2 separate regions of the Mus musculus genome follow, and region 2 is linked to region 1. A link is a loop called in an ENCODE intact Hi-C map of the cell type or tissue named here. Cell type or tissue: heart. All regions are shown on one strand. Each heading gives the region's core, and the rest is flanking DNA. Links, peaks and the distances in the headings are about the cores only.

Evidence for each region. Hi-C counts contacts between places; a loop is a spot of excess contacts. Peaks named below come from ENCODE experiments on the same cell type or tissue, not always from the same donor. Only the 100,000 strongest peaks of a DNase experiment are listed, where the experiment ranks them.
Region 2: it touches region 1 in a loop (6-fold over the local background); 18 of 42 quality-filtered maps call a loop at or near these places.

Annotation. Positions count from the first base shown.
Region 1 is chr9:110,521,684-110,537,161 of GRCm38, reverse strand. It overlaps Setd2 (SET domain containing 2), which reads right to left and starts at 4,565. Exons shown (of 21, transcript NM_001081340.2): 1 at 4,410-4,565. The coding sequence starts at 4,483. It overlaps Kif9 (kinesin family member 9), which reads right to left. Exons shown (of 21, transcript NM_001163569.1): 21 at 12,722-13,435. The coding sequence ends at 13,325. In heart, for the core only: a CTCF peak has its summit at 4,818; DNase peaks (open chromatin) are centred at 4,081 and 4,801; H3K4me3 peaks cover 3,891 bases; H3K27ac peaks cover 2,789 bases.
Region 2 is chr9:110,467,946-110,483,468 of GRCm38, reverse strand. Klhl18 (kelch-like 18) reads left to right here and starts at 6,775. Exons shown (of 10, transcript NM_177771.5): 1 at 6,775-7,003. The coding sequence starts at 6,875. Kif9 (kinesin family member 9) reads right to left here and starts at 6,475. Exons shown (of 21, transcript NM_001163569.1): 1 at 6,355-6,475; 2 at 311-408. The coding sequence starts at 403. In heart, for the core only: no CTCF peak of the experiment used is centred there; DNase peaks (open chromatin) are centred at 6,498 and 6,798; H3K4me3 peaks cover 2,198 bases; H3K27ac peaks cover 1,526 bases; H3K27me3 peaks cover 1,704 bases.

The sequences.
Region 1 (15,478 bases), core at 1-8,000:
AGAAAAGGAAGGAAGGAAGGAAGGAAGGAAGAAAGGAACTCATGTTGGCCATAATGGTGATTTTAATCTATGCAAATTTTTAACCACTGCTCTCTATCACCATCATTATTATCATTTCTTTAAGTCAGGGTCTTACTAAGATGCTAAAGCTGGCCTTGAATCAACTCAGTAACACAACCATGCCTTGAATATTTATTTGATCCTTCTGCCTCAGACTACTAATCAAGTAGGATTACTGGTCTATACCATCAAACCTATCGGTGGTGTACACTTGCAATCCTAGCCCTTAGAAGGCCAAGGCAGAAGTTGAAGGTCACCAGGAGATGCCAGTGAGATCCTGTCTCAAAAGCAAATAACAAGAGGCTTACATAACTAAACCTTAACAGTGGCGCTTCAAAAGAGTATTCCTTGCCAGGAATGGTGGCACACCTATATTCTCAGCACTTAGGAGGCAAAGGCACAACAACCATGGAGTTCACACTAGCCTTGACTACCTACTAAGATTTTATCTAAACTATACACCATGATGAATTTTTGGTCTATAATGACTGTCTTAATAATCTCATCCAGTCTGGTGGTTTGTATATTACCTAAATAGATGACTACAAAACTATCTCCAGTTTAGACCTTTCCCCTGAAAACCAGACTAACAAAACAATCCAACCCAAATGTCTAACAATCATCTCCACTTACTGTGCCTAAAAAGGCACTACTATTCCCAGCTTGCTCTTGACATCATCCCTAGTTCATTGGACAACAGATTTCTAACTGCTCAGACCAAAAACCTTACAATCATCCTTATTTTCTCTCACATACCACCTGTGTCATTCATTAAACCATGTTAGCTTAATCCTCAGCATCCATCCATTTCAGCCACCAGCAGCTCTCCTTTCGCTTCTTTACAAGTCTTCCTTCAGGCCTCCACTCTGTTCCTCTTTGGGATACTATAAATGATCCTCTGATCAACACTCACGGTGGGTGCACATGCAGCCCCAGCTACTCAGTCAGCTGAAGCAGGAAGATCATTTGAGCTCAAGAATTCAAAGCCAGCCTGGGTTCCTCTAAAAAAAAATAAAATAAAATCAAACAAAAAAACCCAGCCAAATCTTTAGAATGGCTCTACAAAATTTTATGAAACTCCGCACCCCTCCTACTGTGAACCAATTGACTATCACTTTCTCATTTCATTCTGGCCACACTGAGCAGCTTATACTACACTGGCACTTAGGGTTAGGGTTAGGATTAGAGTTAGGTGATGGTTACTGACCGCCCTGCCACTCCCTCAACTCTCCACACAACATAGACTCAGATATGTCCCATCTCAACTTACTCTCCCAAGGATGCTTACCAGCTTACCCCATTTTATACTGTGACTTAACAGCAAATCACCTGTATCCTATAGGACTTTCCAAAGCATTTTACCTTTGGCCATTCTGTATAATGTATTGTTTACAGGCCTCATTAGGATGTAAACTGCACAAAGACAAAGTTTTGCTGAATACATCAATTACTCCTACAGTATCAACCTTAGTCAAGATAGGCCTATGTTTAAAACAACAAACAACCCCAACAACAAACACTTTTTATCATGTTTGTCTCCTTGAGTAGGACAGGTCCTGGAGGACTCTGATTGGTTGTGCTATGCCCTCACTATGTACCCCTGCACTATATGGAAACCTAGGCAGTTACTCAAATGATTAGAGCCACTTCACTTTAATACAATGTGATTTATACTGCAAGAAAAATCCAAGGCCTACACACATGCAACTACTTAAAGAGTGAGTGGAAGACAATACAGACCATCTGGGCCCCAACTCAAGCTCCAATCAAAGCAAATTTACATTTCACCTCAACTTCTCTTTTTCAAAGAACCATTTGAAACTAACCCAAGTCTGAAAGGGAAGGACGGCCACTTCACAACCAGTTTTCCCCCACAGTCACACCTCTCAAATTTCCCTAATAACTCCAGCTAAAGGTACTTACTTGCACACACACTGTGCCAAGAGCGAAGGGTTCAGGTATTATCTCATTCAATTTTCTCCAAAGCCCCAGAAAGTTGCTAGCATTGGGATAACTACTTGCAAAGTGAGAAAACCCAAATGTAAAGACAAAGCCATTCGCTCAAGGTTAAACTCCTGTTTAAGAGCTCACAGGGTCTGCTAATGCTTCACTCTTCTTTCCTGGCCAGGCCTCATTTTCTTTCCATGTAAAACAGGTAATACTGTTGTTCAAGATGCCTGCCAACACCGTCAGGCCAGTATTAAGAAAACATTCTATGACCTATACAAGTTAATAAACAGTATCAGAGCTTACTTGACACTCTAAAGCCAAGAGAGCAGTAAAGTACGAGACCAGGAGAGACACTGAGCATCCCCTCCTGTGCACAGTAAAGGCAGACTTCTCCACGTTGTCACATATTATGAAAAATGTTTTCCTCCAATAAAAAAAGGATGTAATCCTTAGAGCTTTGAAGCTTCACTGTGCAACCTGGAAAGTCACTGCATGGCTCTTTGCCCTTCCTGGGGGGCTAGCACATGACTTTGTACATGATAAGCACGCAACCTACATTAATTGAATGATACAAATTCCTTTTGAGGTTTTTCAAGTCTCAAAGCAAAAACCTTTAAGTGTTATTCCAAAGCCAAAAACCCAGGAGAAGACAAAGCCATGCTGGTTTCCTACTACAAGTAAGAGATGAGCTTTGCTGTAAGAGCACATCAAGCCTTCGCAGAGGTGGTCTGGGTACCAAGATTATCTGTCAAGTAAAGACAAACTAAGATGGGCCACTAAAGGGCTTCTGTAAACTTAGAAAACAAGTATAAAACTACTCAGGCTGTTCTTGGGTCAAAAACAGGATTGTCAAAATTTTCCCAATGAAATTTTATTTTAAGGCAACATGAGGATTTTGCTTTGTGTGTGGAGATAACACTCCAACAAAATAACTTTTGTGTTACAACACTAAAGAACTATTAAGTAAGATCCAAATGTTTCTGAGCCAAGGTGAAAAACTTTGGCAAAGGTTCCCCCAAAAATGTGTAATGTGGTAATTTAGTGAAAAGTTTTGTTTTTCACTAGACATCCCTTCAAACCTTAACTTGGGAATGAATTTTGTTGCTATGTGCAGACATCAATACAAGCAAATTGAGGTAAAACAATGGTTTTTCTTAGTTGTCAGCACCTGCAATCCCAGCACTGAAGAAGCTGAAGAGGAAGGATCCCAGGTTCGAGGCCAGCCACAGTAAATTCAAGAGCAGCCTAGGCAACAAGGTGAAACCATTTATCTAAAAACAACAAAATGATCTTGTGAGGGCTTAGGGAAGCTTCGCACGGACTCCTGACTCTGAAGTGGAAGCTTGCTTTTTTACTTATGTTGTTGTTTTGAGGAAGCCTGCCTGCAATCCTAATTCAGTTGGTATCTCAGGTGTACACCACCATCTGACACCCAACAGAAATATAAAAATGCCCTAGGTGTACTGAAAAGAAACTATACGACAAAACTGTATTTCGCTTTACAAGTACACTATCTTCTTTAGAGAAGACTATACAAAGGGTCTCTTAACTAAATCTTCACACGCAGTAAAGCCATCCTTGTAGATAAGATTCTAGATTCTATTACCTAAGAAATAGGACGCCAAAGTGTTCAAGCATCATAATCAAGAAATGTTTGCCAGGTTTTCACTTTCAGGTTAAAAAACAAAACTGCTGTCACCTCAACAACGGGACCAGACAAACCTTGCCACCATTACAAAACCCAAGCGCCAAAGGTGCAGAATATGAAGCTCATCGCTCTACTGGGCCAGAATTGAGTGTCCAAGGAGGAGGGAAAACAAAAAACAAAAATAATATCAAAACCGGGAATGCAACGCGGGTCTCCTCCGCGGATCGAAGCGGGGAGACGCGCGGTAGGCCCTTCCGGTCCGAGTTGCCGTCACCGATAGGCCGGGCGATGGGCCGAGCTTCCACCCGAGCCCGAGGATTCTCGGCCTACACGAGCCGGCGCCCTGACGCCGGCGTCGGCCTTTGCGGCGCCTCGGACTATGCACCGTGGTTTGCAACAGAAGCCCGGGACGCCACCGAGTGTCCTGGAGGAGCTGCGCGGAACGCCGAACCTAAGCAGGCCGACCGAGGACGCGGCAACGGCAGAGGAGGCCGTGGCCGCCCCTCCCCCACCGGGCCGCCCGCCCCAACCGCCGCGGCGACGCGAGCAGCCTTCTCCGCGCCAGGCCCAACCGCCGGGCCAGCCGAGGCCAAGCGAGGCGGCCTCCAGGAGCTCCGCCCGGCCTGCCCTCCACCACGACCGCGAGAAGCCGCCCGGGGCCCGTTACTCCGCGCGCCGCCACCGGTCAGGACGCGCCGCCCTCGGGCTGGAGCGACCAACGACAGCGGGAGACCGCGGAGCAGAGACTTACTCAGGGGTCGGGTGCTCGGGATCGTAGAAATCCCCCATCTTCGGTGGCGGCTGCTGCGACGGCAGCGGCTTCATGAGGAGCGGCTGGAGGCGGCGACGCTAGCCCCCTCCCCGCGGCAGGCCGATGCGGGGGAGGGGACCGGAGGGGAGGCGGCCGCTGGTCCGATCGCGGCGGCGGCAGGGGCGGCCGGCGTCGCTGGCTGGCTGGCTGGCCCGCCCGCCCGCTCTCTCGCTCTCTCGCTCGCTCCCTCCCTCCCTCCCTCCCTCCAGCAACCGCCCGCCCGCCGCTCTCACCCTCACACACTCACTCCCGAAGCGACGCGCACCCCGCCCGCCCTGCAGCCTTGCAGGCCCAGCCCCTTAAAGAGACACGCACAGGGCAGCCCACCGGCCGCCAGTCGGCGCGCCAGCACCACCGACCCTGGCAGGGGCGGGGTACAACCCGCCGGCCAGGCCAGGCCTAGCCTGCGGCCTCCCGGAACAATAAGTCCCGGGGCCGAGTGTTGGAGGCGGGTCCCGGAGCTGGAGGGGAGCCACCGCTGCCCCTCCCTGGACAGCGTCCGTCCCGGGAACAGCCCAAGGCCGTCAGGACACCCGCCTTCATCCTTCGAAGCCCTGGGAGAGCCTGGCCTCCGGGCACTGAGGTAGCGCAGCTGCCGCCCTCGCCCGCTTGCTCCTTTATTCGGTCTCTCTCGCCCCTTCAACTGGCTCTCGGCCGCGCACCGAAAACCAAGCTAAGCAGGGGCTGCTTCTCAGCCTGGGCTTCTCGGACACGCCCTCCGCCCGCCAGCCTCCCGCAGCCCCCACCACCGTGTTCCCACCGAAACCACCTCACCGCGGTATTCTGCCCTCGCCCTAAAAGTCAGAGAGGCTATGTTTGTTAGACCTGGGGGGGGGGGGTGGTCCTGAGGAAAAGGTTATTAATTAGTCTTACTAAAAAAAAAAAAAAAAGTTAGATTAAACTAGAAACTTTTTATTTCTGGATTAGCAGGATTTCGTGAAACTATTAGCTAATTTACACCTCGCTGAATTTATAGCAGTTGCTTATCATGAAAGTGGCAGATTAGATAGTTGAGATCTTTTGTGGAATTTTCTTTGATTAGCCACTAATTTTTTAATTGGAATCACCAATAAATTGAAATGTGATCTAACAGAATCCTTCACTAGCTAACTTGGCCGTATTGTTTAGACAAACATCTTCTGTAGTTAAGACTTACCCTGAACACTTGAATGCTTCATCCTGCCTACAACCTCTTGGGTGCTGGGATTCTAGGTTTTTTGTTTTGTTTTTCAAGACAGGGTTTTTCCTGTGGCCTAGAACTCAAATCCATCTGCCTCTGCCTCCCATGTGCTGGGGTTAAAGGCGTGTGCCACCACTGCCCAGCCTAAAATGTATTTTTAAAATTGTTTTTATAGGAATGGTATGTGTTGAGCCACACACATGCGCACGTGGAGATCAGAGGATAACAGTGAGTCCATTTTTGTCTCCCATGTGGGTCCTGTAACTTACATCATAAGGCTAGGCAGAAAGTGCCTTTACTCACTGAGCCATCTACCATGCATTTACATTTTTTTTCACTTGTATGTAGGCTAGCAGAATTTTTTTATCATTTTGTTTAGAGGTTAATCTGGATTTTTTTTTTCCTGGTAACTTTTACTCATATCATGGAAGTTCAAGGTCCACCAAAAACAAAACAAAACCCGCTCTAGGTTTCAGTCTCCCACGACCATTTTGTTTTGCATTCATTGGTGAGCTTTCCTTTGTGGCTGAAACTTGCTATGTGCTATACTGACCTCAAACTCAAAATCCTTACCCCAGCTTCCCTGATGCCTGGATTACAGGTGCCAGACACCACAACCTGCTGAAGATGAAAGTTTTGTTGTGAACAGATTCTCTCACTGCTGTGAGGATAAAAGGAGGGACTTGTGAAACCCCGAACTTCCTCTTTTTGATTCTTTTTGAGACAGGGTTTTGTGTATCCCATCTGGCCTTGACCTCAGTAAGTTGGCCAAAGATGACCTTGAACATCTCTCCTCCTCCTGCATCGACCACATAGTAGAGAGGTTACAGGAAGGGAGACAGCACCAGAGCTGGTTTATATGGTGCTGGAGATTGAACCCAAGGCTTCCTAAACACTAGACAAGTACCCACCTAGTAAGAAATATCCCAGTCCATAAAATCCTAAACTTTAAACCAATACCAGCCAATTTCTAGTCCTATGACATTGGGCATGGCTGTTTCTGGGGTTTCTACAGCCTTACCTATTGAAATAGAAGAGTATCACATAGATAATGTTATGAACATTGTACAACAATGCCTTTCATTAAACAACTATCTTTTTTTGTTTTGTTTTTTTGAGACAGGGTTTTTCCTCTGTGTAGCCTTGGCTGCCCTGGAACTCACTCTGTAGACCAGGCTAGCCTCGAACTCAAAATTCTGCCTGCCTCTGCCTCCCAAGTGCTGGGATTAAAGGCATGTGCACCACCACTGCCAGGCAAGTTTGCCTAGAGCGTGAAGCTCTCTTCCTGAGTCTCTAGTGTGCTATCACGCCCAGCTATATTTTGAATATATTGGAGCTCTTTGCCTTAAATGTCACATAAGCCATTGGCAGCCACTTGACATTAGGAAAGGGTTACTTTGCATGGATACTAAGTTGAGAGGAACCTAAGATGAGGTGTATGGGTTTCCCATTTCCTTAATAAAGTAAACAGCTCTCTAACATGAGACAGATGAATGGTACTTCAGTCTAGTGGTAACTTTGGTCAGAACCCAATAGAGTAAGCATATCAAACCATGGAGGTCAGTGGAAATTTTGAGGCCCACAAATCTTTGATTCAAATCTTTTTTAAAAAGGTCAGCACCTTTGAGATGGTGTTCAGGATTCTCTGGAATCTGGTTTGCTGTATCCCAAGTACTAGGATTACATACCACCACACCCAGTTTATATTCAAGAGATATCACCACACCCAGTTTGAACTCAAGACAAAGAAAATGTATGTTATAAGGCATGGTGGCTCATACCTTTAATCTCCACACTTAAGCCTGTTCTACAGAGAGAATTCCAGGGCAGCCAAGGCTACAGAGAAACCCTGTCTGAAAAAAAACTTTTTCAACCCAGACTTGCCTTAAAATTCCCCAACCTCCAACCTCATTCTCCATGTGATTGGCCTCCTGAGCAAACCAATAGATACTTTTTAGCTTATTGGATACTTTCCATACGTTAAAAAAAAAAAAAAAAAAAAAAAAAAAGACAGGGCCTCACTATGTAGCCCTGACTGGCCTAGAACTCACTGTGTAGACCAGGCAGGCCTTACACCTACCTCTGCCTTCCGAGTGCTAGGATTAAAGACATGTGCCACCATGCCACGACGTAGGGTTTCCATTGCTGTGAAGAGACATGGTCAATGCAACTCTTATAAGGAAAGCATTTAGTTGGGGTTGGCTTACAGTTTCAGAGGTTTAGTCCATTATCATGGCAGGAAGCATGGCCTGAGACACGGTGCTGGAGTAGGAACTGAGAGTTGTACGTCTTGATCGGATGGCAGCCAGGAATCACTCTTCCGCTCTGGGCGGAGCCTAAGCAGAGGGAACCTCAGAGCCCACCCCCACAATGATGTACTTCCTCTAAGAAGGCCACACCTCCTAATAGTGCTACTACCTATGGGCCAAACTTTCAAATTCAGGAGTCTTTGGAGGCCAAACCTATTCAAAGCCACTGCTATCCCATGCTTTTATACAAAAAGTGTCCAAATGTATTTAAAGAAAAAGTCCACAATCCCCAAGATGAAACCTCTTCCCACTCAGAGTACTGAGAAAAAGAAAACGTTGAGAATCACTTCTAGTAGTAGCTCCTATGGGCCCAGACTACATCCATTCCAGCAGACTCTAGGGTGGCTACTAGTAGCCCCTAAAATTAACTTTGGTGTCTCATAAAAAAGGGGAGAAAGCCAAAGCATGGTCATTGCCACAGGTAAGTTCTTTTTTTTTTTTTTTTTTTTTTTTTTTTTGGTTTTTCGAGACAGGGTTTCTCTGTGTAGCCCTGGCTGTCCTGGAACTCACTTTGTAGACCAGGCTGGCCTCGAACTCAGAAATCCGCCTGCCTCTGCCTCCTCTGCTGGGATTAAAGGCGTGTGCCACCATGCCCAGCGCAGGTAAGTTCTATGGCTTGGTAAAGTGATGGGGAAAGTAGGACAGGGGGACACAAGTTGATCCCCTGAGCACATTCTACAAAACTATTTGTAAATTTTGTCCCTCCCAGTGCTGAAAATTGAACCAAGTGCCGTGTGTCCATTAGGTATCCCAGTTAGCTTTGCCAGCTTGACACACCATAGTCTTCTGAGAGGAAACCATCGGTTAAGGAATTGTCTAGATCAGACTGGTCTGTGTCGTTTCTGTAGGGGAGGTATTTTGATGGAGGATGGCCTAGCCTACTGTGGGCAGCACCTACCTAGGTAGCTGGTCCAAGGCTGTATAAGAAAGCTAGAATAATTTCTACTCTGATTTTCCTAAATGATGGACTGTGCCTTGGAAGTGTAAACCATTTTCTCCCCTTAGTTGCTTTTGGCCCAAGTGTTTTATCACAGCAAAAGAATGAAACTAGAATACTAAGCAAGTAGTCACTACCACGGAACTATAACCACAGCTAATATGTTGACTAATATACAGATGGATATGTAGTATATTGACTGATACAGCCCATAAGAAACTAGATATGTTTTAAGATATCAGTAGGTGGTATCTTTTCTCCCCTAATAGCAGGGTTTTTTTTTTGTTTTGTTTTGTTTTTTTCTGTGTGTCCAGGCCCGAGTTCTGACTCAAATCAGAACCTAACTAAGACTTAGGAAAGACAAAAGGTCCTTCCCCATTGAGAAGGAACTGGAACTGAGTGGAAGGCTACTTCCTATCCAGCACTCATTTCCTACCTCTCTACCTAATCCTTTCCCCCAGTGAGAACTGTCAGAGCATTGTCTCAACTCCTCAGCAGATGCTGCCTTTGTGAGAAGTCACACCTGTAACTGCAGTACTCCAGAGCCAGGAGTGAGATTATAGTGCCAGCCTGGGACATGGGAAGACTCTGTCTGAAAGCACTGGAAGGGAGGGAAAATGCTCAAGTTTGAAAGGACAAGCAAATTTCAAGTTCTCAGCGCAGTGACTTTGTGTAGTTCCCTTTCTTGATGGAAGGCAGGCAAGAATGGCATTAGCAACACGACCCTAGGCTCAGTATGACATTTGGGAAATAATATCCCTCCCTTTCCATAAACTCACACAACACCTTCATCCTGAAGAGTCATTCCTATCCTAGTGGAAAAGTACTGGATATATAAAAAAGTATTTTCTTCTTCCCCAAACAATATAAAATTGCCTTGGCAAATTTCAAGTTCTCACCCCTCTGCTTTCAAATTTTATGCCTTTGTTGCAGAAGACGTTTGTTCTATCTTGTTTTATCTACTAACCACAAAATTATATATTATGTGATAATTTTTCAAGTTTTATACCCTCATTTACCAATCTTTTTAAGTTTTTCTTTGTGAGCTCTGAGGATATACCTATATCCAAACCCCAACTTTGTTGCCCCTTGACCTCAGGGCTAGCTTTACAGCCACTATACCTTGGTTTTACCTGGGTACAGGGCAGAATCCAAACTCAGGACCATACAAACCAAACCCCCTTATATCTATTCCACATGGAAACCACACCTCAGACAGTCACACTGTTCTTCCTCTTAGGTAAGAAAATATCTCCTTGCTGTAGTGTGGTGGTACATGCCTCCAATACAAACCCTTGGCCAGGCTGAGGCTGAAGGATCACTGAGTCCTAGACTAGCCTGACTTACATAATGAGGCCCTGGGGTAGGAACGGAGATGAGAGGGATCGGTTGGTGGGGGGGGTTTAGATGTAGTACATGCATGCAAGTGTGTAGGTATGAGTGACAGCCACACACAGGTCAGAGGACATCAGTTGTCTCCCATGATTGCTTTTTTTGTTTGTTTTTTTGGGGTTTTTTTTGTTTGTTTTTCGAGACAGGGTTTCTCTGTGTAGCTCTGGCTGTCCTGGAACTCACTCTGTAGACCAGGCTAGCCTCGAACTCAGAAATCTGCCTGCCTCTGCCTCCCAAGTGCTAGGATTAAAGGCGTGCACCACCATCGCCCGGCCCATGATTACTTTCTATCTTACTACTGTGAGACAGGGTATGTCACTGAACAGGAAGCCCACTGTTTAGGATATATTGGATGGCCAGCAAGCTCTCCAGATCTGCTTGTCTCTGCCCCCCATGCTGAGTTTAACATTAGTGCAGCCATGGTTTTTATGCATGTATAAAGGATTTGGACTTGGATCCTCATACTTGCAGAACAAGCACTCTTAGCCACTTCACCATGTCCTCTGTCCCAGCTCCTTACAACTTTCCCCATATAAAGTAATCCAAGGACCTACAGCCCTCGGAGAGAAGTTAACCTCTGAAGTCTAATCTGGGGTATTTTCGCTCACTGCTTCCCTTGCCAGGCTTCCAGGTAATTCCATTGTGGGAGCTCTAGCATCCTGAGCAGTCAAGGGTATCAGATGGAGGATCACTGTCATACCATGTTCAAGGTGAAAGCCTTGGCCCACAACATCAGCAGAGACCACACTGGTCAGTGTCCAGAGGGACAGTGTTTGCCTTTAGCAGAGCAGCAAGCTCTTCCCCGTGCTACCATCACCAAGCACACAGAGCCTGAGAGCTTGACTCAGGAGGAACATTTCCTCCTCCCTGCTCAACCCTGCTGGGGTGACCCCTGTTCCTGTCGTCACTTTCACTTGAGTTTACCTTCAGCCACTCACTAAGAAAGAAAAGGGAGGGGCCAAGACACAGAGAAGTTGCAACACCTATTGCACATGTGTGCTTGGCCAGAAAGGCTGTGCTATCTAAGGTCATGTACTCCTGTGCACAGGGACCTAGTTCTGCCTTTTGTAGGTCACTAACTATATTTGATACTCTTCTGGTTGGCAAGGAAGAAGGATTTCCTCTTGTCTTCAGAGGCCAGGAGCAGAGAAAGTCTGGACTGAGAGAACTAGAAGTATTCTCAGACTAAGCTCATGTCAGGATGCCCACAGAAGAGAGGAGAGACTGACCATGGGGAAACACCTGTCAGGAGGAGCCTGAATTGCTGTTTTGATTTCCTACTCAATAAAATTAGTTTGAGATAGAGTTTCCTACTGACCTTGAACTGTATATGTAGCTAAGGGTAACTCTTGATCTTCCCATCGCCACCACCCAAATGCTGGGATTACAGGCCTGTCTTACCATGCCTAGCTACCATATTAGCTATTTTTCTTCTTGGTGGTGTTGGAGATGGAAGAGCTTAATGAATGCTAGACAAGTATTCTACCACTGAGTTATACTCCCAATCTTCCTCCCATCCCTATGTGTGCACATGCATTCGTACGTGTTTGTGTGGGTGGTGTGTCTGTGTGTGTGTATGTGTGTGTGAGTCTGTGTCTGTGTGCATTTTGCTAGGGATCAAATCCCAGGTGTGATGCTTGCTAGGCAAACGTAGGACTTGGTTTTAGCCACAACCTGTACATAAGGAAGATGTCCTTTCAGACAGGAAATAAAAAGTAATTTTATCTTGCTTTTACATATAGTAGTAAATTAAAATCAAAAATATTCTGTGAAGAGGAGCAAGGGTGTCCTTTGGAGGATGCTCATCCTAGCAGGCAGGCAATTGTGTGTTCTCTGGGTTTGGTCCCAGCTTGCAGCTGAGTGGCTGGAACTCTGGGCATGTGGTTTAGCAGCTTCCTTAGAACAGACTAGAGCTGCTGGTCTTCAAGCTATTGATGAGACTATTTTCTGTGTGACTGTTGGAGGCCCACCATGGTTTTCATATAATTGTGCTAGAAAAAAAAAGATGAAGAGAAGGGAAATTGATGAGGAGGTGTGGTCTTAGCGAGGACTCACAAGCCATGTTACGTGCACGTCATCATTGCTCCTGCAAACATCACAGTCTGGAGACAAAGCACCTCTGCACAGTGCAACTGCTATGAAAAGTAACATTCCATCTAAACACTTTCATTCTTCCAGTCTAAGGAAGGTGTGTAAAACGTTTGAAATGCCCTGGCAGTTATGTTTAAAAGGAGACGTGTACTGGGCATAGCGGCATGCACTTTTAATCCCAGCGGCCAGAAAGCAGAGGCAGGTGGGTGGCTGTGAGCTCCACCTGCTACCTAGTGAGTTCCAAGACAGCCAGAGCTACATAGTGAGACCCTATCCCAAAACAAACAAAAAAATAGGCATGCATGCTTCAGTGGCCTACATAAAATCTGACAGGGAATTGATTCAAAAGAGAAAAGATGTTATAGTTTATTGTTGGACTCTCTTGGACCCACCAGTGGACGAATAATGACACAGAGACTTATTAATTTTATTATAGCTTAGGCTACCTCCCAGCTAGCTCATCTAACTTAGTAACCCAACTGTCCATGACTCTTTTCCCAGAGATCCTCTCAGTCCAGAGAAGTCCCGACTTCCCTTTCCTGCCCAGCTGTTGGCCATCAGATCTTTATTAAACCAATCAGTAAATGAAGAAGGTGTATGTTTACAAAATACTGAGGCAGGTGATGAGCCATAAGAATAACAATATCAAAGTTCAGGTTTGCTGTTACAGAATTAACAATTGAAAAATACAAAGACAACCTTCACACAATATACCCCAACAATAGTTTGGATATGAAGTACTTTATATACTATATACCTTAAAGCATATAGGTTCCTGTGTTTGCAAGCTTAGTCTCCATGGGTAGATCTGATCATTGAGAGGTAATAGGAAAGTGAGAGCTAATCAACGAATTTATCCACCATTGGATTCATAACTTGATAGCGTTAGTGGAAGGTGGTGGGACGCAAGAGGTAGGAGCAGGTTGGAGGATGTAGGTCACTGGGGTTATGGCCTGATAGGTTTATCATATCCTTGATCCACCCCAGTCCTTCTCAGATTGAGCGCGTTGATGATACAAGCAGCTCTCCACCATGCTCTTCTGATGCTACCATAAGCCTATAACAATGGAACCAGTTTACGAGGTAAAGTAAATCTTTCATCTTTGTTTTTCCCTTTGTTTCTATTTCTGTTTGTTTCTAGAGAGGGTCTCCATGAAGCCCAGGCCTGCCTTGAACCTCCTATGCAAATAAGGATAACTTTGGACTCCTGATTCTCCTGCTTCCAGCACTCAAGAGGCAGAATGGCTTAATCCTTCCTACTTTTAGGCTGTGACTCCCAGGTATTAGTCACAGCAATAGGAAACTAACAGGAAGGGGCTGGTCCTCTAGAGGTCTTCTTTTGATAGTTAAATTCTATTCTTTTAATACACTGCTAGGATCCCTGAGAGTGAATAGGAAAGGCTGTCACTAAAGCAGGGGGCAGGAAAGGAGCAAATGTTAAAGCTAGCTTAAAATATGGAAAGGAACTCTAAAGTCCCCAAGATAAGAAGCTGAACATGCAATGCCAACACTAAGCTGGAATTTTCTTTCTTGGGATAGTGTCTCAATATATAGCCCAAGATGGCCTTGAACTCAAGATACTCCTCCCTCAGCACCCTGCCCCCAAGTGTTTAGATTATTGGATTTGACATAACACCTGGCTCAAGATGGAACTTTTCCTCCTTTCGTTGAACCCAGGGCCTTACACAGGTCTTACAAAGGCAAATGCTCTATTTCTGAGCTACATCTCTCAGCATTTAAGCTGGAATTCTTGAAGGGAGTAAAACAGTCCTAGGTTGGTAATACTCTATGGGTAACTGCAAAAAGCAAACACTGGCAGTATAGTGGGGAAAACCTGAAAATTCCAACACTTAAGAGGCAGGAGCAGGACGAACAGGAGTTCAAGGCCACTCTGTGCTACACAGCAAGTTCAAGGCATATCCTGAACCACATGGAACTTTGTTTCAAAGAAAAACAAATAGCCAGCCAGATATGCTGCTGAACGCCTATAATCTCAGCATTCCACAGATACAAGCAGGAGTAATATGATTTCAAGGCCATCTTTAGCTGCATAGTGAATTTGAGACCAGCCTAAGCTAAGAATTTAGTGTCTTGTTTGTTTTGTTTTGTTTTGTTTTTTTGAGAGAAAGTTTCTCTGTGTAGCCCTGGCTGTCCTGAAATTCACTCTGTAGACCAGGCTGGTCTCAAACTCAGAGATCTACTAGTCTCTACCCAAGTGCTGGGATTAAAGGGCCTCACTATGTAGCTCTTGCATGGAACTCATTGTGTAGATCAGACTGGTCTCAAAGTCATAGAGATCAGATCGTCAGGAGACCATGTCTTAAGAAATCAAAACAAAACAACACCTCTCCCATCCTGCTCCAAAAAACAAGTATACGCCCTTTCAGGAAGAAAATTATTTCAATTCATATGTTTTGCAGTCCTTAAGTCCAATCAAATATGAGCTTGTGATTTAAAAAATATATTTGGGACTGGAAAGATAGCTCAGTGGTTAAGAGCACTGGCTGCTCTTCCAGAGGACCCAGGTTCAGTTCCGATCACCTTCAGTTCTGGAGGGATCCTAGGGAATCCTACACCCTCCTCTGGCCTCCACAGGCACCAAACATGCACATGGTGCACAGAGAGACAAGCAAGCAAAACACCAATACACATAAAATAAAGGTTTTTAAAAATGTAAGTATGTAAACACACACATACATGCTATAAATCAGTCTCACAATGAAAGGAACTAAAAAAAGAAAAAGAAAAAGAAAAAGCAAATAGTGCTGAGTACAGTAACCCAAACCTGTAATCTCAGCATGCAGAGTGTGGATGCAAGAGGGTCAGTTCCAGGTTACCCTTGGCTACCTAGCAAGTTTGAGACCAGCCTGGGATACATGATGCTTGTCTCAAAGAAACAAACCAAATCACAAAGGCCACCTGAGCACAGAGGGCTACACAGTATTCAGGGCCTTGGCAGAGTGAAGCCTGGGGAGTCATAGGTTCTCTGTGGCTGACACCATGTCTACTTCCACTTGAGCTACATAGGATCCTCTGTCCCCTGCCATTTGTTCAGGATAGCCCTTCTCCACAGGCCATGGTCTCAGAGGATTTAATTCTT
Region 2 (15,523 bases), core at 2,576-10,575, 56 kb after region 1:
TTACATGAACATCTATCAATTCTGTCTTAGCCCCTTTGATGAAAATTGTGTGTGTGTGTGTGTGTGTGTGTGTGTGTGTAAATGTGCACACAATAGCATGTGTATGGAATTTGGAAGACAACTCTTAGGAGTTGGTTCCTTCCCTCCACCATTCGGATGGAGGGGACAGTCCTCAGGCCCTCAGGCATGCTGCATGCTGGCCGGCATCTGTACCCACCGAGCTCTCGCTCCAGTCCCTCTGTGGCGGTCTTTAAATGGCTGTGTGAAAAGGGAAGGTCTGCATAAACAAAGTCAAACACACTGCACTTACTTTGTTGTCTTCTCCATATTTGATCATTTCATGAGCAAAGTCATCAGTAGGCCTGACTCGAACAAACGCTTGAACCTTTTTCCTAGTACCCATTTTAGCTGGAGAAAGGAGAACGACAATATTTTTAGTAGCCATCATCAAATACCAACCAGGAGGGAGATGCCATTCAATAAGATCAGAATAAAAGCCTAGCATGGTGGTGCACACCTGCAACCCTAATACTTGGGAGGTAAAGGCAGCTGGATTGGAGTTCAAGGCCAGCTTCAGCTCCATTGTGAGTTGGAGGACAGCCTTGGCTACAAGAGATGAATCACAACCCACAGTCCCTGCCCTGTAAGTACACGTGCTTCCTGTCTTTCAGCTGCTTTGTGATTTTTCCACCACGATTCCAAAGAGACTGAAATCTAAAGAAGAAAAAAAAAACTGGTCCCTTTTAGTGGCTTAATTTTAGCTGCTGTTTCTAGAAATGTCCTGCATATAAGATGAACCCATTTATGCTTGCTCTTTTAGTCTCCTGACACATTTGCCTGGAACACATTAAAGCCAGCCGTTCTTTCACACCTGTCCAACGCACTAACTAGAACAGAATAGATTAAGGGACTTTCTTTATTTTTTTTTTAAGATTTATTTATTATTATATGTAAGTACACTGTAGCTGTCTTCAGACACACCAGAAGAGGGCTTCAGATCTTTTTTTTTTTGGTTTTTCGAGACAGAGTTTCTCTGTATAGCCCTGGCTGTCCTGGAACTCACTCTGTAGACCAGGCTGGCCTCGAACTCAGAGATCCACCTGCATCTGCCTCCCGAGTGCTGGGATTAAAGGCGTGAGCCACCACACCCGGCGGCATCAGATATTATTATGGATGGTTGTGAGCCACCATGTCGTTACTGGGATTTGAACTCAGGATCTTTGGTTCTGAAGTAGTCGGTGCTCTTAACTGCTGAGTCATCTCTCCAGTCCAGGATCTTTCAAAAGATATATTTTTTTATTATTATTTCTGTGGATGAGGGACACTTGCTTCAGTGTATGGCAGTACAGGCTTGCAGGGTGAGAGCTCTAATTGTTGAGCCATCTTGCTAGTCTTCTTCTTCTTCTTCTTCTTCTTCTTCTTCTTCTTCTTCTTCTTCTTCTTCTCCTTTTTCAGTTTTTATTTGTATGTGTCTATGTGAGTATGTGCCACATGATGTTTGTAAGTACCCTAGAGGCCAGAAGAGTGTGTCTAATCTTCTGGACCTGGGGTTACAGGCAGTAATGAACTGCCTGACATGAGTGCTGGAAAGATCAATAAGCACTCTTAACCACTGAGCCATCTCTCCAGCCCCTAATTAAGTGTTCTTGATCTAGTCCATAATCAATAGTCTTCTTCTCTGACTTTACTGAAAAAAAAATCAGTCTCTTGTCCCTTCTTGCTCTTCTCAAACCTAGTTATATTCTCACCACTTTCATTTTTTAAAAAGATAAGGTTTGTTTTGTTTATATTTTATGTGTACGGGTATTTTTTCTACATAAATATCTGCATACAACATGATCAGTGCCCACAGTGACCAGAAAAGGGTATTGGATCCTCTGGAACTAGAGTTAAAGAGTGTTGTTAGCCACCATGTGGGTGCTGGGAATTGAACCTAGGTCCTCTGAAAGAACAGCAAGTGCTCTTAACTGTGGACCCATCTCTCCAGGCTCCTCCAAACAGGGAGCCACACATACATTCTTTACCCATTTATATAACACTAAACATTAAACATTAAAACAAATGCTGGTGGAGCTTTGTGGGATGGACACTTTGTAAAACAAGAGAATAGAAGCGATAGGGGGGCCAGCTTAGTTAAAAGACTTTCTAATATGAAGAGTCATCTCATAACAGAAAATACTTTGAGGTCACAGACACTAAGGATCAAGCCAAGTCAACTGCTAGTTAAGAGAGATGTTGCCAAAGGGGCTGCTGCACTGAGTCCAGATAGTGGAGGAGCAAAGAACTGATTAAGTAGAATTGATAATCCAACTAATTTTGTTTTCTTTTAAGACCAGGGCTTGTATATCTATCTCATGCTGGCCTTTTGTAAGAATTAATTTTAAACATTAGTTAAACTTTTGTGGGAATCAGAAAACAGATTGTGGGGTCAGAGTTCTTTCTTTCCACTTTTACATGGGCTCCACTGTTCATTCTCTCCATTTTTACATGAGCTCCAGGGAGGAAACTCAGGTCGCCAGGTTAACAAGGCAAATGAGTCATCTCACAGGTCCAAGGCTGTCCTTTACCTCCTGTGCTCCTGTCTCCTTCTCAAGGACTGTATTACAGACGTAGACTGTGGAGCCCTATTGAATTTTATGACGTTAAGGGGGACTGAAAACTTGATCGCTTTTTCAAGTGTCTCATGACGTACAGTGATGATCAAGGACACAAGATCCCAAGAGCTCCAAGGAAAGAGAAGTAAAAATCTACTTGTAAAAATCATTAATTTTGTTAAGTCTAGCTAAATTACACATGAAAAAAAAATCAAGAAAAGCTGATGAAAATATACTAAATGGGTGGCTGACATGAAGAGGTGCATGACTTTAATCCCAGTCATTTTGTCACTTTGGAGACAAAGGCAGGAGGATCTCTGTGAGTTTGAGGCCAGACTGGTCTATAGAGTGAGTCCCAGGACAGCCAGGGCTACACAGAGAAACTCTGTCTTAAAAAAAATTCATATTTGCATATATACACAAATATATACTATACTAAAAATGTCATTCTTATTAGGCAAATTAGCATAGTAGAGTTTTAAGATGAAACAGTGTGTGTGTGTACACTCACTTGTAAGTGCATGTAGAGGCTAGCAGTAGAAATGGGATGTCTACCCCATTGATCTCCACCTTATGTTTTGAAGCAAGGTTTGTCAGTGAACTTGGAGCTCACCATTTTTGGCTATACTTGCAGGCCAGAAAGCCCACAGAGATGCATCTGTCTCTGTTCTCGAAGCCTTTATGTGGGAGCTAGGGATCCAAACTCAGCTCTTCACGCTTGAATCGGCACGGACTTTACCCAGTGAGACACCTTAGAGCCCTAAGATGGGCCCTTCCTGAGAGCCAGGTGCCGGTGGCAGTGCTATGCTTACCTAACATCTCTGGACTCGGGTGGTAGAGGCATTAAGGTCAGAAGAAGTTCAAGATCATTCTCAGCTACATATGGAGGTCAAGGCCAGTCTGGGATAAACAAGGCCCTGGCTCAAAGAAGACAAACCCATTTGGAACTACTATTTTTTTTTCTTTTTCTTCAAAGACAGGGTTTCTCTGTGTAGCCATGGCTGTTCTGGAATTCACTCTGTAGTTTGGGCTGGCCTAGAACTCTGAGATCTGACTGCCTCTGCCTCCCGAGTGTTGGGACTAAAGGTGTGCGCCACCACCACTTGGCTTTTTGGAACTACTATTGCACAATGTACAAAGTTTAAGTACAGAGAAGGTCCACAGAGCATGACATAGGCTTCACTGTACATTTCCCTTTAAATTGTCCCATCAGGGTTGGGCCAGTTTAAAAAGGAATGAAGCCCCTGCCCCTAAAGCAACCTGTAGTTTTAAAGGAGGAGGAGACAGGGAAGGAGTAGGAGGGCAGGTAGACAGGTGAGCAGACGGGGACACAGGGTTGGGGGGATGGGGGGGGGAGTGGGGTGGAATAGCAAGCATATAGCCGCAAAAGTGAAATGCCAGACAAAGGAGTTGATTCACTCTTCTAACATTCTGAAGGGATGTTTAGTAATTTTTTAAATACCTTTACGGAAAAACGCTCTCACGTGACACAGAACTACTGCTAGTATGTATTAAAGTCATTTAAGCGGCCGAGTGTGGTGGCACATGCATCTAATCTTAGCACTCTGAAAGCACAGGCAGGTGGGTCTATGAGTTTGGTCTACGAATCCAGCTTCAGGCCAGCCAAGGCTACATACTGAGACCCTGTGTCAAACAAACAAGGCTTTTGAGGGCCCACAAGATGTCACTGGTAAAGGCACCTGCCACAAAGCTTGATGGCCTGAGTTTGATCCTCAGAACCTACATGGTCAAAGAAGAGACCCAGTTCCTCCAAGTTACCCTCTGTGTCCACACATGTCACTGTTTCATGAGTCTTCCCTAGCACTCTGCTGGATCTTTCCAATTTTTTTGTTTTTGTTTTTGTTTTTAGAAAATTAATCTGAAAAATATTGGAGTAAGAAAAGAACATAGTTTGGCTGAACATTTTGTGTGTGTGTGTGTGTGTGTGTGTGTGTGTGTGTGTGTGTGTCTGCAAATTTGAGCTCTAGAAAAAAATCACACGGCCTCTAACTTGGACCCCACATTAAGGAGACTGAAGGTTTCACTTCCGAGTTTACTTTCTGTTACTGAGAACTGAGAACAGAGAGAAGTGGTTTGTTGTTCACGATTAAAAAAAAATAAAGTCTTCCTTGCGAAAGGGTGTCACTGTGTAGCCCAGGTTGGCTTTGAACTCACAATTCTCTTGTCTTAGCTTCCCAAGTATTGGGGTTAGTATCTCCAGATGGGAGCTGTGCTTCTTTTACTCAATACTCAGTTTCTACAGCTCTGGGAAACCTTTCTGAACACAAGCCCCAAGAGTCTTATCTTCCTGCCCAGGAAGGTTCCAGTGCCGTTGAGTATAACATCTAGAAGGAATTACAAAGAATCCAGAGAGTTCTGGAAGCGGGTTCACAGGCCAGCTCAAAGGCTGCTCCAGAGCTTTCCCCCCCGTTTCTGCCCTACAACTTCCAACGCGCGCGTGCACATGCAGCCCCCCCATCCGACCTTTCCAGGGTCCTCCGGATGCTCATGCCGCCGAGCATCCCTGGAGTCATGCGCAGTTGGCAACAAGCCTTTCCGAGGGTCTATACTCCTCTCGGGAGCCCACTAGCCAACAGTGCCGCGGAAGGAAGCACATGCCATTTCGCACTTACTGAGGTACTGCTTGCTACCGTTCTTATGCCGCTTCATTTATGTGGGCTTCAGCTCCCAAGTCAAATTACAAGCTGCTTGAGGATAAGGGTCGTGCCGTTTACCTCTTGTGATGCCCCCCACAAGGTCCAGAACAGCGCCCAGCACACACCAGGTGCTCAAGAAATGGTAGTTGATGGTGATACTCATGGCTGGAAGTCAGAGGGTGACTGAATCTCCATAGGTGGGTCCACCATCTTCAGCCACTACTGAGAGAGTGCCAAGGTATGTGATATGTCACTCCCCTCCCACACTACTCTAATCCCTGAACTTGCAGCGTTCTGGGGAGGATACTTCATTTCCCAGTACAAGAAGCCATGCTCAGTCTCAAGATACCCTCCCATTAGGTAGTGTTTTTTCCCCCTCAGGATGGAATACTCCCAGAAATCTGAACACAGTCCTTACATACTTCACATAATAAAGTGACTCTGACGAGCCACCAGGAGACCTCTGTGCTGAGAGAGTCAGTGTTTCTCCATTTGTTTTGGGCTTGGGAATGAGCAGGATATACATTAACACCCACGAAGGCTTGACAAGAAGTCAATGGGATTACTCATAGGCACTAGGCGTTCATACCTACCATGCTCTTACCTCGATCAGGGATAAAGACTAAGAAACAAACACCCTTTAAACCCACAACACTGGGTCCTACTGCATCTCAGCATGAGATGAACCCAAAGTTTGCACCCAGGCAAAACTGGCCACTCTCCTATTTCTCACCCAGTGTGTGGAATGCTTTTCTAAAATGTGTGTGACAGATTGCCTTGGTCCCATTCCTGTGCCCCTCTAGAGGGTTTTCCTCTTCGGTAGTTAGAAGGCTCTAAGTGATGACACCGTGTCTTAATGATCTCTGACACTCAAACTCACGCCCTCTCCGTCTAAGGCAAGTCGTGGGACCTCAGTGGAGACTCGTGGGACTAAGGAACATCAGAAACTCCTAGCTCCCCTAAGCTGCGACCAGGTTGAAAGGAGCATCTCCAGGGGTGTCTCCGATTTTTTTTTTTTTTTCACAAATAAAAGAACCAAAGGAGTTAGGAACCCAGCCACTGACAGCAGCTGGGAGGATATCCCCACCAGGTTTCCCTTTTACCTAACGCCACCGGCTCGTGACCACTGCTCACCTCGCGGGGCAGTGGCGCTCGGGTAGAGCGACCGCTAGAACTGCAGCAACTTGAGGGAGCTCTGTTCGCAACCAGGACAGCTAGCCGACTGGCTGTGTACACAGTCGCCATGGCAACAGGAAGCCTGCAGGGATTACGGAAGTAGTGTAGGGTGGTGGCGGAATTTAAGCCCACATTTCTCCGTTAAAGATACAGGGAAAGTCAGAGCTGAACAAAGAAGACAGAGATGGAGTCAATTAACCTGGAAGGCTTAGAGTAGCTGTATATGCGAAGCCTGAGTTTGAGTTACGGGGGGAAAAAGGCTATGTATAAACCAGGAAGCGGGGCAGCGAGACTTCCGGTGTCGAGGACTTTGTGGGTACGGTGGCCGCGCAGGCCAGTGAGATTCCGGCTTCGCGTTCTGGGCAGCCTTCAGCGTGAGCCCTTGCCCCGCCCTGGTTAGTGTGAAGCCTGCTGGCCAGGCCTGCGCAGTTGCGGCGGCCGGGGAAGATGGTGGAGGACGGCGCGGAGGAGCTGGAGGACTTGGTGCATTTCTCCGTGTCGGAGTTGCCTAGTCGCGGCTACGGCGTCATGGAGGAGATCCGGCGGCAGGGCAAGCTATGCGACGTGACGCTAAAGGTACCATGGTCTGGGCGGTGGCTGGCTGAGGGGAAAGGGACTGAGCGGGAAGAAAAGGGTGGTGGACAGGGGAAGAGTGGTCCAGCCGACTGTGGGTGGAGAAAGGTTAGAGGGGAACAGAGTAGTAGAGAGCGGTGCCAAGCGCAGAGGGGGAAATGAGGCCAAGTTGGGAGAGTAAAGGGGACAGCCGTTCAGCCATTGGAAGGAAAGATTGAGAGGTGTGCCTCTGACGCCCTAAGAGCAGGAGACATTGGGGTATCCGCCTCCTTTTCTGTCATACAGAAAAGAGAAAATGTTCTTACAGGCAGACCATGGAGGAAGGGGCGGTGGCTGACTCCACATTCCGATGGGTACCACTAAGACATCCTATCTTGTCCTAAAGTCATTTCTTTGGGCTCCTTGAAGTTGGCTGTGCTGTTGTAAATGCTAAGCCTTCTCTTCAGGAGTCATTGCTTGCCCTTGGCGCTTTTAGAATCGGATCTGGAAATCTTTTGATGTGGGCTACTCTCTTCCATGCTGGAAAACAATCTACTGTCACCACCTTAAAAGGTCCTGGAGGCCAGGCTAAAGGACTGTTTGGGGAGAGGGATATTTTTGCCACCTGTTCCCATCCAGCATTCTGGTCTGGTGTCAAGGGCCAGTGCCCCCTGTGCTTTGAGTCGTGCAGGGCTGCACCTTGGTGCCCTGCTGAGCCAGGTAGATCCCTCCAGGTGGGGATACTGCCTGCCTGTGGTTTTTCCTGTTGGACCTTGCCTGGAAGGCTCTTACTGTCTCGGTGTGACACTCCCTCTTCCTGTTTCAAAACAACAGAAAGACACAGACACCTCTTAGACTTTATCTTCTACTGAGTTAAGGAAGCATTGCTTCTCCATGTATTCGAGTCAGACTGGTAGGAATGAATAGGGTGGCTCCTGGGCAGTGGTGGAGCACTCTTTTAATCCCAGCACTTGGGAGGCAGAGGCAAGCAGACCTCATGACCAGCCTGGTCTACAGAGTGAGTTCTAGGACAGCCAGGTCTATGAGAAACCCTGTCTCAAAAAAAAAAAAAAAAAAAAAAAAAGTTGAATGGTTAATGGTTTGGCACTTTAAAAAGCAAAACAAACTGAGGGTGGCTTTGGAGAAAGAACACACTAGCTGTAACCATGGGCACATTACTTAATCTCTTTAAGTTTAAATTTCGAAATGTGAAAATAATTTTTGTTCTTTGTTTTTGGTTTTTCAAGTCAGGATGTGAGCCATCACCACTCAGTTTAAAGATGATTCTTTTTTGTTTGTTTGTGGGGTTTTTTTTTTGTGTTTAATGTTTGTTTGTTTGTTTGTTTGTTTGAGACAGGGTTTCTCTGTGTAGCCCTGGCTGTCCTGGAACTCACTTTGTAGACCAGGCTGGCCTGGAACTAAGAAATCTGCCTACTTCTGCTTCCCAAGTGCTGGGATCAAAGGTGTGCGCCACCATTGTCCGGCTTAAAGACGATTCTTAAATCTCACCATTAGTGAGGATTAGATATTTGGTATTCTTTGTATAGCACCTATGTTAACTTTTTCATCAATCCTGAAAGAAATGGATCTCTAATTAGAGTAGTGAAATGGTCTGAGAAGGGGCAGATCGTCTCAGATAAGATAGGGAAACCAAGAGGATTAAGAAAAAATAAGATGGATTAGAGGAGGCAGAAGATGGCAAGGCCAGTAGAGATTTGGAAGCAGACTGATTTAACTGTGGCACCGACCTTTGGGATGTAGAGGCTGCTGAAAGGCAGTAATAAGAAAGAAGTTTTTCGCTAGGATTTAGGCTGTGTGCTGGTGACAAGCTGAGTGGGGAAAGGGACTCGCTGCCAAGCCTGATGACTTGAGTTGCATCCCTGGGACCCACATAGTGGAAGTGAGAACTGACCCCTGAAAATGGCCCTCTGCCCTCCGTAGGTGTGCTGTGGCACCTGCACGCTCTCTCTCTCTCTCTCTCTCTCTCTCTCTCTCTCTCTCTCTCTCTCTCTCTTTCTCTCTCTCACACACACACAAAGAGACGGCAGAAAAAGAAAAGTGTTTGTTTTTAAAGATTCGGGCTGTAAGAGGTGAGCCAGTAAGGAAAGCTGTGTGGTAGATAGATGGAGTGTGGTCACAGATACTTACTTCCCTAAAGCCATACATTTGCCTCTGCGTTCAACATAAATGCTGAATCTACCAAACTTACAGCAGAAATTGCTTGTATGATTTTTTTTTTCCCCACGAAAATCTTTTCCATTCAGGCAAAGGAACAATTGTATCATTCAAACGTCTTTCCGACTGAGAGTGCAAGTCTCAGTTACTTTGCTTGTGTCAGGTCAGAGTCATAAGGACCTGTGTAAAAGCATAGACCGGAGCTAGACTGTAGACAACATTTATTTCACTGGTTCCAAAACCCCCTTCTATAGAGCCTCAGGAGAATTCTGGTGCTAGGAGCCATCGAAAGGCCTAGTACACCAATGCTACAGTCACTACTCACAAGAGCTTCTCTGCAAAATCTGTCTTGGTTTCTCATAATTTACTCTTTTCTCCACCTTCCCATGAGTCCAGACTGTTTTTCAAATAAGCAGATTCTAAAGAATTGGTTAGCGGTTTAATAACTAGCTCCCCCCCACCCCACCCCACCCCAATTAGAGTAGTTGTTTGCAAACTTCAGCAGATATGAGACTCACCTGGTGGCCTTGTTCGTATCGCTCACCCTGGGATTTCTGATTCATAGGTCTGGCATGAGCCCCGTCGAGTTCACCAGTGATGCTGTCTTCCTCTAGGACTGCATTGTGAGAACCATAGCTATAAAATAAAGGACTTGTCCTCTCAGGATGTATTCAGAGTCAATGAATCTCCTTTGAGGTCAGTAATGCGCTAGTTCCCCAAGCCGGGAGTCAGGGAGCTCAACCTGTTGAGAAGGTAACCACCTGTTTTTTGTTAGGGCAGTGACAGCAGTTGCTTGCCTGGTAGAGAGGACGAGTATTGCCTGTTCTGGGCCCCTCCTGGTGACACACACACAGAGGAGTGGAGTGTTGCTGGTGCTTGGAGTTGGAGGTGGTTCTGCAGGTGCTGACCTCTGGAATGCTCAGAATTCTCCATTGAAGTCAGACATAACTTGTCTGCTTTTCATCTTGTACGCATTTGCTGGCGTTTGTAATCTCTCTGTGCTGGGTTTTTCTTGGGAATGTTGCTGATCTTATGATCTGAGAGGCAATATGGCACAGGCTCTGCCTGGATCTGAATCCTGGCTCTGCCACTTCATAGCTGACAAAACTTAAATTCCTTAAATGCTAGTGAGTCAGTCTATTCCTCTGTGAATGGACATCATTACCCACCTGACTGCTAAGGATTCAATTAGTTAATTAGCTTCAAACTTCATGTAATAAATGCTCAATGAATAGTAGGTATCTGTGTTTTATTGTTTGTTTACTTATTTATTTATTGTGTGTTCTTTTGTTTTTGTTTTTTTTGAGACAGGATTTCTCTGTGTAGTCCTGGCTTTTCTGGAACTCCCTTTGTAGACCAGACTGGTCTTGAAATCAGAGATCTACCTGCCACTGCCTCCTAAGTGCTGGCATTAAAGACATATGCCACCACCATCCAGCTATATTTTCTACTTGTTTGGTTTTATGTGTATGGATGTGTTTTCCTGCATGTACAGATGTACATCACTTGTGTGCCTGGTGCCCTTAGAGGCTAAAGAGGACATTGGATCCCTCAGAAGTAGAATAACAGATGTTTGTGAGCTGCTGTGTGGTTGCTGGGAATCGAACCTGAGTCCTCTGGAATAGTAGCCAGTGCTCTTAACCACAGAGCCATCTCTCAAGCCTTTAATAATAATTAAAGAGATAAGATCTTTTTTTTTTTTTTGTTTTTTTTTTTTGTTTTTTTTTTTTAAAGATATGTTTTTTTTTTTTTTAAGATTTATTTATTTATTATATGTAAGTACACTGTAGCTGTTTTCAGACACTCCAGAAGAGGGCGTCAGATCTTGTTACAGATGGCTGTGAGCCACCATGTGGTTGCTGGGATTTGAACTCTGGACCTTCGGAAGAACAGTCGGGTGCTCTTACCCACTGAGCCATCTCACCAGCCCCCAAGAGATAAGATCTTAATGTGTTGAGCAGGCTGGCCCTAAACTTTTGTGTTCAAGTGATCTTCATGCCTCTGTTTCCAAAATAACTGGGACTATAGGTGCATGCCATTGCTTCTGACATTAATAATAATTTAATGATGTTTCCGAAGAAAGTATGTGGTGATTTGAATGTGCTTGGCCCAGGGAGTGGCACTATTTGGAGGTATGACCTTGTTGGAGTAGGTGTGATCTTTTTGGAGGAAGTGTGTTCCTGTAGGGGTGGGATTTGAGAGTTTCCCTTTAGCTGCCTAAGATGCCAGTCTTTTCCTAGCTGCCTTTGGAATAAGATGTAGAACTCTCAGCTCCTCCAGCACCGGGTCTGCCTGGATGCTGCCATGCTTCCGCCCTTGATGATAATTGACTGAACCTCTCTGAACCTATAAGCCAGCCCCAATTAAATGTTGTCCTTTATAAGAGTTGCTTTGGTCATAGTGTTTCTTCACAGCAATGGAACCCTAGCTAAGACAAAGTATAAATAAAAGTATGTGTTCCATTGGCAGGGTTTTTTTGTTTTGTTTTGTTTGTGTTTGTTTCAAAACAGTTACCCACTACGTAGCTCAGGCTGTCCTGGAACTCACTCTGTAGACCAGACTGCCCTGGAACTCATAGAGGTTAGCCTGCCTCTGCCTGCCAAGTGCTGGGATTAAAGGCCTTTCCCACTATGCCTAGCTATTTGTGTTTGTTTTTTGAGGCAGGGTCTTATGTATGCTGGATTTGGCTTGCAGAAAATAACCTTGAACTGATAACAGTGCCCCCACTACACTTGGTTTAGGTGTGCAGTTTTGAATTTATCTTAGTTTATCTATGCCCCTTGCCTTCAAAGAGTTTGCAGTCTACTGCTCTACTTCAATAGTTTGCATTTACAGTTGAGACCAGAGCCTGAAAAGGTCTTGTTTAAGGTTACAGGCTGAACTAGGCAAAAGTAGGGTTAGACTTGTAGTGTAGTTTCTACAGTCTAGTGTTGAGCACTCTGTGACTGACAGCGTCAGGACTTACTTCAATTACTGCTTTGTGATGGGATTTAAGATACTTCAGTCTTTTTTTTTAATTTTTTTTATTAGATATTTTCCTCGTTTACATTTTCAATGCTATCCCAAAGGTCCCCCATACCCACCCCCCCAATCCCCTACCCACCCACTCCCCCTTTTTGACCCTGGCGTTCCCCTGTACTGGGGCATCTAAAGTTGGCAAGTCCAATGGGCCTCTCTTTGCAGTGATGGCCGACTAGGCCATCTTTTGATGCATATGCAGCTAGAGACAAGAGCTCCGGGGTACTGGTTAGTTCATATTGTTGTTCCACCTATAGGGTTGCAGTTCCTTTTAGCTCCTTGGGTAATATCTCTAGCTCCTGCATTGGGGGCCGTGTGACCCATCCAATAGCTGACTGTGATCATCCACTTCTGTATTTGCTAGGCCCCGGCATAGTCTCACAAGAGAGAGCTATATCTGGGTCCTTTCAGCAAAATTTTGCTAGTGTGTGCAATGGTGTCAGCGTTTGGAAGCTGATTATGGGATGGATCCCTGCATATGGCAATCACTAGATGGTCGATACTTCAGTCTTAACACCATAAGCTCTCCTCTTTCCTCTCATCCCGAGGAAGACTGAAAGTGTGCATGCATGGTCTTCTCACACCTCAAAGTCCACGGCTGACGAGTGAACCTAGATTTAATTTTCCTTTTGGAAATGTTTAAACTTAAATTCCCTGGGAGCCTGTTGGGTAGTTAAGTAGAAGTGTGACAAAGAAGAGTAATATATTAGTTGTTTTTGTTTTTAAAAATCAATCACATTTTACCCAAGTTTAGTGGCCCACACCTTTGATCCCAGCACCCTGAAGGCAGAGGCAGGGGTATCTCTCTGAGTTCCAGTCCAGAGCTAAATAAAGAGACCCTACCTCTAAATTTATTAGTTAATTAAAAGTAGAATTTAAAAAACACTTTCTTATTGCAGTCACTTGAACTTTTTTGTTTGGTTGGTTGATTATTTTTTTTCAAGACAGGGTTTATTTGTTTATCTTTGCTGTCCTAGAGCTAGGCCTCCAGACCAGGCTGGCCTCGAACTCACAGAGACCCGCCTGCCTCTGCCTCCTGAGTAGTTTTTGTTTTGTTTTGAATATGGACTTATTAGATACAAAACAAAACCCCATGGTTCTTCTCTTTGGCAAGGAGGATGGCCCACAGGTTCTTGGCAACCTGTGGGATGTGACTGAGGTCTGCATAGAGCAGTTTGTGTCTGTGGAAGTTCTCAGCTTCTCTCCCCATCTCATCCCCATGCCTCTGACAGAGTTCCAAAGTGAGCATCAGGTTCACCCGGGTCCAGCCACCTCCCAGATCCAGGTCACATCCTTTCTCCTGAGATCTCAAGGCCGCAGGGGGGTTATTCCTATTTTCCCCTCAACTCACACACTCCCTTTCTTCTGTATTTGTGAAAACAGAATGGGGAGATTGTCAGCAACCCTGAATATTTAGTATTCACAGACCCCGTGAGCTTAGAGGAGAGGGGGAGGACTGTGTGCTTGTGTGATGGGTGTGGGGGTGTGGGGTGCACACTTTGCCATGACACACGTGTGGAGGTCAGAACACAACTTTGTGGAGTCGATTCTTCTGCCTTTTTGTGGATTCCAAGATTTGAACTCAAATCTGAGGGGCTTGTGTGGCACACAGTTGACCCGACAGCCATCTCTTCTGTCCCTGCAAAATTTCTGAACTAGAGACTTTAACCTCCAGAAGGAAATGCCTTTTCTATGAGCGAAGGGCACAGTGTTAGAATGTTTTCTTTTGGGCCACCAGATCCAGGTACAGAATTTCCCCTGAAGCTGGCTTGGAGCGCTGCACATGTGAGTCTGAAGTTGTTCCCTGTCTGCAATAGAGGAGTAGGTGGAGAAGGACGTGAAGTCAGGACTTGCTGGTGCATGCCATATTTGTTATGTATGGTATAGTGTATAATACAGGGTAATTATAGAGCTAGAATAACCATGTTAAAAGGAATCCATAGAGGGCTCTACTAAAGCCATTTATTTTGTAGAACGAAAAGCCTGAAGCTTAGAGCTATTAAGGGATTTATCCAAGGCACAAAACTGCATTAGCTGAGATCCAACGTAGCTATTTTTGTATGGGTGGAAGTGATGATTTTACGCTCTCTGTCAGCTGACTCTCCTGCGCCGGGGCAGATGGCATGAAGCACACAGAGCAGGATACAACCAAACCACCTTAGAGTCACTTCTGAGCCTGGAAGGTGGTGATGTTAGTGTGTCTAAATTCAACACTACAGATGTTGCAGCAGAGAGGAAAAGAAAGACCCTTTGGCTGACTTCTAGATGCAAATTAATTAATTAATTCTTTCTTTCTTTTTATTTGTATTTTTTGGTAGGGGTTGGGGGTGGAGGTAGCTTTGATACAGAGTCTTGATCTGTAGTTGAGGCTGGCCGGAAACTGACTGTGTAGCCAGGGCAGTCTCAGACTTGGTGATCTTCCAGCCTCAGCCTCAGAGTGCTGAGATTGCAGCACAAGCTCCATGCCACACATGGAGACGTGTATGATCTTAAACTTCCGAACACTCATTGACTAGTTTATTCACAAGACTTCCTCCCAATTTCTTAAAGTAGTGTTCACTTTTAGAGTCCCTGGTCTCTAAAGTAGTCACAGGGGAAGAATACACTCCTTGAGGAGCAAAGCACTTGTGGCAAGAACTCGATACTCAGCAAAAGTTTGCTTTTGCCCAGGTGTGGTGGCTCTCGCCTGTAATCCCAAAACATGGGAGGCCGAAACTGGAGGACTGACACCAATTTAAAGTCAGCCTGGGCTACCTAGTAAACTCCAGGCTAGTCTTGGCTACAAGGTGAGCCTGCTTCAAAACAACAAGGAAAGGGAAAGATGAAGGGAAGAAAGGCTTTGATCTCTTTCTCATTTTGATTTACATTTTGGATGGTGCAGTTTAACGTTTGGATGCCGACTGGGCGGCTGTGAGAGACTGTGCACGAAATGCTGCCTGACAGCTGACATGGGAAGCTGGAGGCTCAGCGGTCTGCAACCCTGTTAGCAGTGGAGAGCCATCCATGGGATTCCCTGATGCTTCTGGAGCTTGGCGGGGTGAATGACCGTCAGAAGCCTGTGTCTGGGGATGCTTCTCACCGTAGACGGTTCCTTTGTTGTTGTGTGCATGAGGCTCCTCTGTTTGCGCTTAGCCCCAGCTGGTTCAGCTTGATGATGGCAAAATGAAACCACAGTTTTCCTAGAGCATGTTCCCAGACTTTCCTAAATGACAGGCGTGGCCCTCACCTTCCTACTTTCAACTCGTTGACTTTTGGCACTCCCGCCTCTTTGGCGTGGGACCATCTAGCGTCTTTGCGGTTAGCTTATGTGTCAGCAAGACCATAGAGAGAAGAGAGAACACCCAAACATCG